2 separate regions of the Homo sapiens genome follow, and region 1 is linked to region 2. Evidence: chromatin contacts called from ENCODE Hi-C or POLR2A ChIA-PET data. All regions are on one chromosome and are shown on one strand. The core of a region is the stretch at or near the end of the contact, and the rest is flanking DNA. Distances in the headings are between cores, read along the strand shown.

Region 1 (4,636 bases), core at 1,035-3,534, 7.6 Mb before region 2:
TTCTGCCATTTGCTGGTTGTGTGACCCGAATTTACTTGACCTCTCTAAGTCCCAGCTTCCACTCTTTGAAAATGAGGACTATAATTCCACCTGCCTCACAGAGCTGCTGGGCAGGTTAAATAAAACACCAGGACAGCACATACCACAAAATGCACCGGAAATGCTCAATATTATTGTTTATTCTTACACAATGTCACAAATTCACATAGGCAGGAAGCCTACTTCAAGGTCATACAGGGCAGAGAAGACAGCGTTTCAAACTGACCGGTCAGACCTCCTTCTGGCTTTTCACTTCCTTCCTTAAACTTCCTTCTGCTTCTCTAAGCCTAACTTTCCCCTCACTCAGCAACAGAGATGAATATGCCACACATTCAGAACGTAATTCACTGCATCCTCCTTCCCTGCTTACTACTATCCAATTATGAGTTTCCCAAAATCGATTCCTAAAGAATGGTGGCCTCTTGTCACTTCTCAGGACAGTTAGGTGTTGCCACTGTACCAAAAGGCCAAAGGATAAGAAGCAATAAAGCGATGTTGGTGAAGAAGCCTTGAGCTGGAGGCCAGAGAAGGACAGGAATAAAAGAAAAAAAGAGAACAGGGAAACAAAGAAGAGTACCGGTATAGAAGGCAGAGGAGGGAACCAAGACCATGAGGAAACAAAGATGTCCCCGGTGTTGGAAAGTGAGATCCAGGCTTTATCTCTAGGTGTGATATACATCCAAGTACATATGCACAAAATAATATCTAAACAGAACAGAACATCAAAATAATGATTAATTATAGAAAAGAGAAGATTCTATGTTTTGATTTGCATTTAAAATAATATACATGAACATAATTAGTAACTATAATTTCGAGTAAATTTTCTCACAGTAATACTTGCGTGCCTTTAAACATGTCATTAATTTATTGTTCTCAAATAAAATTTATAACTAAAATTACCCAAAATGCTTAGCCTCCACATACAATGTTCCAGCATTTGTTCCTAATCATTTTAACAATAAGAGAAAAAGTAGTACTGTGTCTTTATAAAATTACACTGAAAATAAAATATTAATATCTCAAGACAGCAGAACACTTAGACAAGGAACTCAAATGTGCACTAAATGGAAAACTTATCCACAAACAAGTATGTTATTTAGGATTTATAAGGAGTTGGATATACCTGCTACACTAAGCCTTCCCCTTAGCTATTACCTCTTGAGAGCACTTCTATCACAAACAAACCAATAGAGCTTTCATTTTTAAAAATTATAACCCATTATGGCAGATATCATTTTAAATAAGTCTAACCATCTAAGATTTCTCTTGAATATGATCATTCAATATAGCTCCTACATGCCCTAAGCTTTTCCATAAAAAGGCACGATGTTTAATCGCAACAGTGACTCCAATGTCTTAGAATTGTCTATATATGAAATTTATCCTTCTAAATTGCAGGAAATACTCAAAATGTACACAATAACCTCTATTTGCGTTTCCTTGGAAATAAGCCAGCAGTTGCCAAACTAAGAAAATAGGCATCAGCAATAGAAATGATTTATAATATGGACAGGTAACACCATTTTAATAGTCAGATGTTTACTAAATAGAACAATTTATGCTGATTCAAAAGAAATTTACTTTGGTGATTATCCTATAATGTACTACAGGCAACAAGTAGGAGACGTGTACCTATATAAAGAGCCACTACCAAAGGGCAAGTTTCAATCTTCTGCATATTTTCAACAAATATGGAATGCTTGGAAACACATGACCCTAACACTATGGGTATGGCAGGAATGCCATCAGATATAGTAAATGTAAAAAAGGAACATATAAACATGAGGGCTACAGAAAGAAACACTAACAGAAATTTCCCATGTCCAAAAACCCTGGGAACCAAACCATGGGAAAATGGAAGCTGTTGTTTTTCTGACAGTGCTGTTACCAAAATTTGAAGAATTATGCTAATAAAATTATATCAGTCTGACAAACAAGACTTTCTTGAGGCAGAAAAAGCACTGAGAAAGTGTTATTTTTCTTAAAATCTAATTAATGAGCAATCTTGAATTTTGTTTTAAAATATATTTTCCAGTACCTGCTGTCAAATAAAAAATTTGAATCTGGACATATAAGACTATGGTTGACAGTTTCTAGTTATCTCTCTCCCACATATTTCCCAGGATACCATAAACGTGACTATGTGACTTTTTGCGTCACCACCCCCTTGCAAAACACCTACATAAGAATGTGTGAGCATTACACCTATGACAGAGAACTTTCACAGAACTTGCTTTCCTGCCAACAATAGGTACTACTCAACCCACTCAACAACACAAATAAATAAAATCCCGGTGAAGTTTTTACGAGCAACTGAGGGACTAGTAAAGTGAGCAGAAGTAAAGAAAATGTGTGATGTGATGTCCCCCCCGCATATATGCATTAAAGCTTTTTTCAAATCCTAATTGGTTTATTATCATCCTAGTGCTTATTAATCTACCTTATAATATCACACTTCAGCATTTAACATTGTTCTGTCCTGCACTACTTGTTGTTATATAATGTTGGCACTTTGAGCAGTCTACAAATGCTATTCAACTACATTTAAAATGTCAATCTCTGGTTTATGTGTCTAATGTAAACATCCCTCTTAAAATCTAAGGCTGGGGTGGGCACAGTGGTTCATGCCTGTAATACTAGCACTTTGGGAGACTGAGGTGGGAGGATCGCTTGAGCCCAGGAGTTTGAGACCAGCCTGGGCAGCATAGTGAGACCCTATCTCTACAAAAAATTAAAAAATTTGGATGGGCATGGTGTGTGCCATCTGGGACCTGTGGTCCCAGCTACTCAGGAGGCTGAGGCAGGAGGACGACCTGAGCCCAGGAGATCGAGGCTGCAGTGAGCCATGATTGCACTACCATACTCCAGCCTGGGTAACAAGTGAGACCTCATACCAACTAAAAAAGAGAGAGAGAGAGAGAGAGAGAGACTGCTTTGGATTTATTACCTTTTTCTGTGAAATAAAATGATAAGGCTTTTTGTAGGTTAGAATGGTAGGGAAATAAAACAAGCAATCACCGATGTCTCTCTGTGAGCAAATGTGTAATCCTGACTCATATGAGCAGTACTTACTTTAACAGTGGGCCTTATTTTGGTTATGCCAATTTTACTCAAAAGTTAGAGAATACACCTTATATGGTAGCAATGAGGAGAATACCTCAAAGTACGTGTCATCCTCCCTTATAAAAGCAAACAGAAGAGGACAATTATGTCTCTTTTCCTTATGTAGCCATGGAGCTATCTAGTTCAAACACAGGGCTTTTGCTGATACAGCACGGTCTGTTCTAGTAGTCTAAGTTTATTTCCTATGATGAGCCCTTATTTAGTAAAACAGCATCTTACTCTACTCTACCAAAGTCCTAATAAATAGAAACATGTCTTCATCAACTGTGATTTACTATTGAGATGCCTCATTAACACTTCTGACTTATAGCTAATCTACATATGTCTAAATCCAAAGTGTTAATGTGTGAATATCCTACTAGAAATGTGAAAGTATGATAGTCTGTAAAAAGAACACATCCACAAACATCTGAAAATCAAACAAATTTGTTAATTACAGAGAAATCAGTGTTTCTATATAGCCTACTCTGGAATAGTGAGAGAAATGATAGGAAATGTCACAAATAATTATAAAGACTAAAAGCAAATTAGTCAAATCTAGCATACCTGGGAATGGATTAACAATGATAATCATACATTTCAACCCTCCCTCAATGATGAGACAAATCTTCTGAAATTGTATGCAAATTCTGTGCAAGCATGCATGTATATTCCATTGAGTGGGACCACGACTTTTCACAAATCCTCAAAGGCGTCTATAACCAAAAAAATTATAGGAACTTACGATTTAATGAAATGTGAGAACAGAGTTTCTCTAAGTGTGGTTGGTAAACACCAGGCCAGCATACTTCTACGACAGGAGGAAAAATCACAGGCCTTTCAAAACCCACAAGCTAAAGATATTTCAAAACAAAAAGCTCAAGAAAATTTAAGAACTTTTAAAACAGAATGCTTATTCCAAATAGTGCAAAATCATGATTTCACATGCTAAGGTAAGTATAGCTTATAAAAACAGGGATTCGCTTTTTAAAAACCTTAATAATCTTCAAAATGTTAATCATTAACATTTAATAAGGCCCTATTCCCATAAGGCATTACCTTCAATTCTAAGAAAAGATATTAAAGAAGAGGCAAGGCTCTTTCTCTCATCTACTGTTTTATACTATTCCACTTTTCACATGTGTACCCAACTCTCCATAATACAATGCTCCTCAAACTAACTGTATCTTATATTTCTATTTAGGGCTATCATACACAGACGTAAACACAAAACACAATAAACATCTGATGAACTGCCACACTGCAAATCAAAGGTATTTAGTCAACAGGCTACTATTTAGTCTTTTAAGTTACTTCCTAATTTTTTTGTTGTTATACATAAAGTGATGAATAATATTATACTTCTATTTTGGCATATGTATCTTTTCTTTAGAAATTCTTTCTTAAAAAGTATGCACATTTAAAAATAAAATCAGAAATTAAAAAGGAGACTAAATTACTACTGATACTGCAGAAATCCAAAGGATCATTA
Region 2 (4,560 bases), core at 950-3,449:
AAATGCCAAAGCCACAAATTCAATTGTTACAGTGAATAAGGCAGATTAATATTTAACAGTTCATTTTCTTGCAGGTGAAAAGCAAAGAATTCACAGCAACATACCTGCAAGTCTCACATCTCCAGCCTCAACATCCTTGTAAGTTATATTTGAAAAAAGAAAAGTCTCCAATATCTAAACTCATTTTCCCCAAAAGTCCCACTCTTCAATCTCTATTTGTCTCAAAGTGACCAAATCTATCCCAAATTATTTCCTTGGTTCTTTCTCTCCATAAAAATGGCTTAATTCCAGTGAGTTTCTCTAGTTTTACGTACTACTTATGTATTTTGTTGCTTTCTCTCATCTCCCCTTGGATCATTTTCCTTTAGTTCTCACCACTGCTTTTCTCCATATTTATCTTCAAATATTCAAGTACAATACTTCCCAACATCCACAAGAGACAACACCTTGAAATTAAAGCAAGCAAACCATCCAGAATTTTCCATTCTCCTGTGAATCTACTTCCGGAATATCCACTCAAGTAATCCTTCCCACTAAAGATGAAAGGCGAGCTAAGGAAATACATTAGACAGAGGAAGTAAACACTGAAACAGGGCCATGCCTAGGTATTCTTCGGCCCCAAAGAAAAAAAACTAGACTCTGGGTCCAAAGGTCTTTTTCGTGACTTTTATCCCCACCCAGAGGCCAACACCACGCAGGTCTGAGAGAGGTAACCCACGGCCACCTACCTTCTACACACACCGCACGACCTTGCTCTGAAATAATCTTGCACAAGCAAAATTCTCCACGCCTCTCAGACTCCTACCTAACGTTTCTGTGCTTCAGTTTCTGAGCTCTTCTCACTTTGCAACTGTCCCAGGGAACACTGGGTCTTCGCCTTAATTTACAAGTTTGCACTGAAGGTTTTAAATCAGTCTGATTTCCCCGTGGTGAGTCACACCCCGCAACGTGCACCAAGGGGGAGGGTGTTTAAAATTATCTCCGGCTCCACCCTTAAAACAAATCACTTGGCTGCAAGGCCTTTCCCCCTAACAGAGACTGGTTCAAGGGAGATTCGGACACATCTCCACCTCCAAAGCCAAGTGCCTTCCCGGGATGATCTGCATAACAATTTGCGGGTGCTGGTGGTGGAGAAGCTCCGGGAAGAGAAAACTAGCCGGACGGTATCGAACCGCCCGCAGGCCCGTCGCAGCTCCATTAATGCAACTACCATTACACTAAGGTAACGTGTGATTCACACTCTCCACCTTCTCTCCCCTCTCATTCGCTGGCTCCGGCGCTCGCACCGTCGGAGGGTGGGGTTGCGACGGCCACAGAGGATGGGACACCCGAGGGAAAAAAGCATTATCAAGAGAAATTAACCAGTCCCATACTAAAGACGCCTCTCCCTCTGTCCCTGAAGTTAAGTCTCAGAAGGTGGCTCCAACTCCTCCCCGGAGGCTACGGACCACCGACACACGCCTCCCTCCTGCTCTCAGCGAGACGCGGCGGGAAGCCCTCATCTCTCTCCACGACAGGCACAGGGAAGGGTCCCGGGGTGCAGGAGAGAAGAACCCCACTTTTCCCCGCCCCCTCCCCCCGAGAAACTTCTGGGACTCATTACGCAACTCAAGTAGCAGGTCCCAACAACGGGACAGCTCTCCGCAAAACGCGGGGTGCACAGGCAAACGTCTGACTTGGGGGCTGCGCGTGAGGGAGGAGCATGGGTCTCTTCCCATGTCCCCGTCCCCTGTTTTTCTACGCGCTACCTGCCGCGGGATCGCAAGTAGGGCGGTGAGAGCTCTGAGCCCTAGCCCGTTCTCCCCGAGGGCTCCCACCGGAAAAGTGGGAACGCCAGCGACTTGAGTCAGCGTGCTGGGAAGCCGGCAGAGAGGCGGGGAGAGCCTCGGCTTCCGAGAAGTCCGCGGCGGCGGCGTCGGGGGCCGGGCGGATCGACCCCCAGCCCTGGGTGGCGCAGGGCTGCGCTCACCTTCCAGACCCTTCCGTCCTCTAGTCCCGGGTCGGGCGCCCTCGTCACCTCCGCCCTCCCCTGACCTGTTGCGGTGGGAAAGGGCGCAAGTGCGGACGACGCAGGGGAGCGCCTCCTCCCGGGGCTCGGCTGCGGAACCGCGGAGGCAAAGGTGCAGCTGCGGCCGCAACGCGCGCAGGCGGCGGCCGAGTGCGCAGGGGCCGCGCGCGCCCGTCGCTCGCTAGCTGGCTGGCAAGCTCAGCACGCCGGCTGCCCGGGACGCCCCGAGGCCACGCCCTCCGCGCGAGGCCCCGCCCCCACCCCCACCTCCCGAGCTGCGGTACCGGGTTCCGCCCCGGCCCGCGCCCTCTAGCTGGCGCCACCCAAGCGGCAAGGGACGTCGCGGCCCTCCCGGGATTGGTGGGAGGATCGTGGGGGAGCGGCAGCTCAGGACGGAATACGGCAATGACCGCCCCGGTCGCGAGGGTGACCCTGCCCCGGGCTGCTGTGGGGGCGCAAGAACCCTTTCACTTTACGGCGAGATTAAGCTCAGGGTCAAGTTCTGAGCAAAAAGTGTCAAGGAGCCTTTTTGCAACCTCCTATAATATTGAAACAGATTCTGTGCCCTTTAAAGGAGATAATAACTAACATCTGGGGAGCGCTTTACAATTTAGAAAAGGCCTTTCACACACAGGCCTGTTTCATCTTCACAACAATCTTATAAAACAGATATATTGTTCCCATTTCCCAAATAATGAAACGGAAGCGCCGAAAAGTAAGTATTGTGCTCAATGTCACAGGCTACTAAGTGGCATGGGAAACCAGGTCTCCTGAATCTAGCCTCCGGGTTTCTGCTCTCCACCAGCCCAACCTCAGAAAATTCTAATAGGTGCAGGGGGCTTTGGCAAATAGACCCATGGGAAGAAGGGGAAACTTATGTCTAGTTAAGTCGCTGCCCGATTCCTGCTGTAAACATACCAAGGAAAGCAACAGGCTGTCTTCATTGTGTTGTCGCACCTTCCTTCCTGAAAGGGACGCAGAAAGATTACATCAAATGGCCCAGATGAGATTTCGCCGACAGTATTTTATGGTTTAAAATGGGTGAAATTATTTGGATGAAGAAAAGCGCCTTACTTAAATTTAATATGATGTGTAATGTAAATTGGTATAATGTGTGAAAATAAGCCCCTCCCTGCCTTCTCTGCCTTTTCTCTTTTTAATTTTGTTTGTCTCTACTGCTCTGCTCAACTCTTTTATTGTCCACATAATTGAAAACCTAATTGATGGATATTTGCATTTCCAAATTAAACCTTTGGCTACTTGACTTAATTTCCCATGGATTGTTTTCCAAAATATAACTCTTCGCCCTACTCCATATCCTCCCATCGGGAGATTGGTTTACCTAGACAGCTAAAATAATTAAGGTGTCCCTGATGAAACCTGGTGGTGTATCTATCTAAGATGAAAGTTCTGGTCATCCCTGAGCAGGATGGGACAGGAGTCATCTCTTACAAAGTGTTTGTACACCTTTTAAAGGTTTCTAACAGAGACTGATCTCTATTCTAATCAATAACAAGTATTTTAACGTTTTTGCTATATAATGAATACATTTCATTGTGAAATATATATTAGCATGGTAATATTTTATAATCTGAAAACTTTTACCACTTCTATCTAAAATGTTTTCCTTTTTTGTGTTCTTTTTGTGTCATCCCATAGTATCTCCTATAGGGCTCTTCAAACTGTGGTCAACTTAGTAAATGATGTTGACAGTGGAAGTGTGATCATTTTATTTTCCTGCCTTTGGAATTGAAGATTGTAATTTTGCAAAAATTTTGTTGAAGATGATGTAGCTTTGGTTCAGAGAGTAAGTCATTCCATTTATATCAATATTCTTAAGGCAATGTGCTAGGTGACGAGCCATATTGATGACAAAGACAGAGCTCCTATTTTCATGACATTCCAGTGTGGTGGCAGAAACAAGCAAGTAAATAATTCCAGTACACACTTCTGTTGATTTATTTCGTGAATGGTGACTGGCTATTTAAAAAGACTAAATCAAATTAATTTTCTGATAATGAATAAAAAAGGATAGCCATGCCAGTGAGTTATTATTATTTTTTAAGTTGCCTTTCTCTCTCTTCTGCTGGTCATCTTATATAAATAGTCAATAAGAAGGCTATTTTAAAAAGTGATTACACTATATCTACTTTAAAAAATTTTTTATATCTACTTTTTAAATTTCAGACATAAACAAAAGGAGAGTAATTATGTAATGGAGTTGCAGATATTTAACTTTGTTAGCTACACTTTCCTCCATCATCTTCCTTACAAGAATTCTTAAATTACATTTTTAGCACACTCAATGAAATTCCAGCACTTTCTTAATTTTGACAACCTAATCTCATACATTTCAGATTATGTTTCTAATAAGATGAAGCATGTTTCTGACATCGGTGCTTTTTTTTTTTTTTAACAGAACCCCCCCACCCCCCCAAATAAATCTCCCTTTTAAATATGATGATGGGACTTTTTAGGTGCTTCTTCATATGAGGGCTCCTGGGATGTTACCTGACAATTTTCAGCCATGATTTTACTTAAAATTTAAAAAC

What was found. Hi-C counts contacts between places; a loop is a spot of excess contacts on that map. ChIA-PET counts read pairs that join two places held with the same protein, here RNA polymerase II (POLR2A).
Region 1: a loop to region 2 is called in a map of K562, with 7 times the contacts of the local background. The contact joins the enhancer-like site here to the promoter of AFF1 in region 2. A Hi-C loop is called at or near these places in 1 of 168 maps with a recorded cell type or tissue (K562). POLR2A ChIA-PET finds 5 or more read pairs at or near these places in 1 of 52 experiments (GM12878).

Annotation. Positions count from the first base shown.
Region 1 is chr4:94,514,844-94,519,479 of GRCh38, reverse strand. The region is part of intron 2 of PDLIM5 (PDZ and LIM domain 5); the gene reads right to left. Among named protein-coding and RNA genes, the nearest start is that of PDLIM5, 65 kb to the right of the region's middle. Within about 2 kb of position 2,284, at least 5 of the 41 ENCODE cell types and tissues checked have a DNase peak (open chromatin) inside an H3K27ac peak, as active enhancers do.
Region 2 is chr4:86,932,650-86,937,209 of GRCh38, reverse strand. AFF1 (ALF transcription elongation factor 1) reads right to left here and starts at 2,199. Exons shown (of 21, transcript NM_001166693.3): 1 at 1,970-2,199. It overlaps AFF1-AS1 (AFF1 antisense RNA 1), which reads left to right and starts at 2,360. Exons shown (of 3, transcript NR_038841.1): 1 at 2,360-2,723; 2 at 3,668-3,815. It also overlaps a transcript of C4orf36 not described here. RefSeq lists enhancers at 765-884, 740-1,281, 1,282-1,823 and silencers at 1,136-1,274, 1,745-2,494.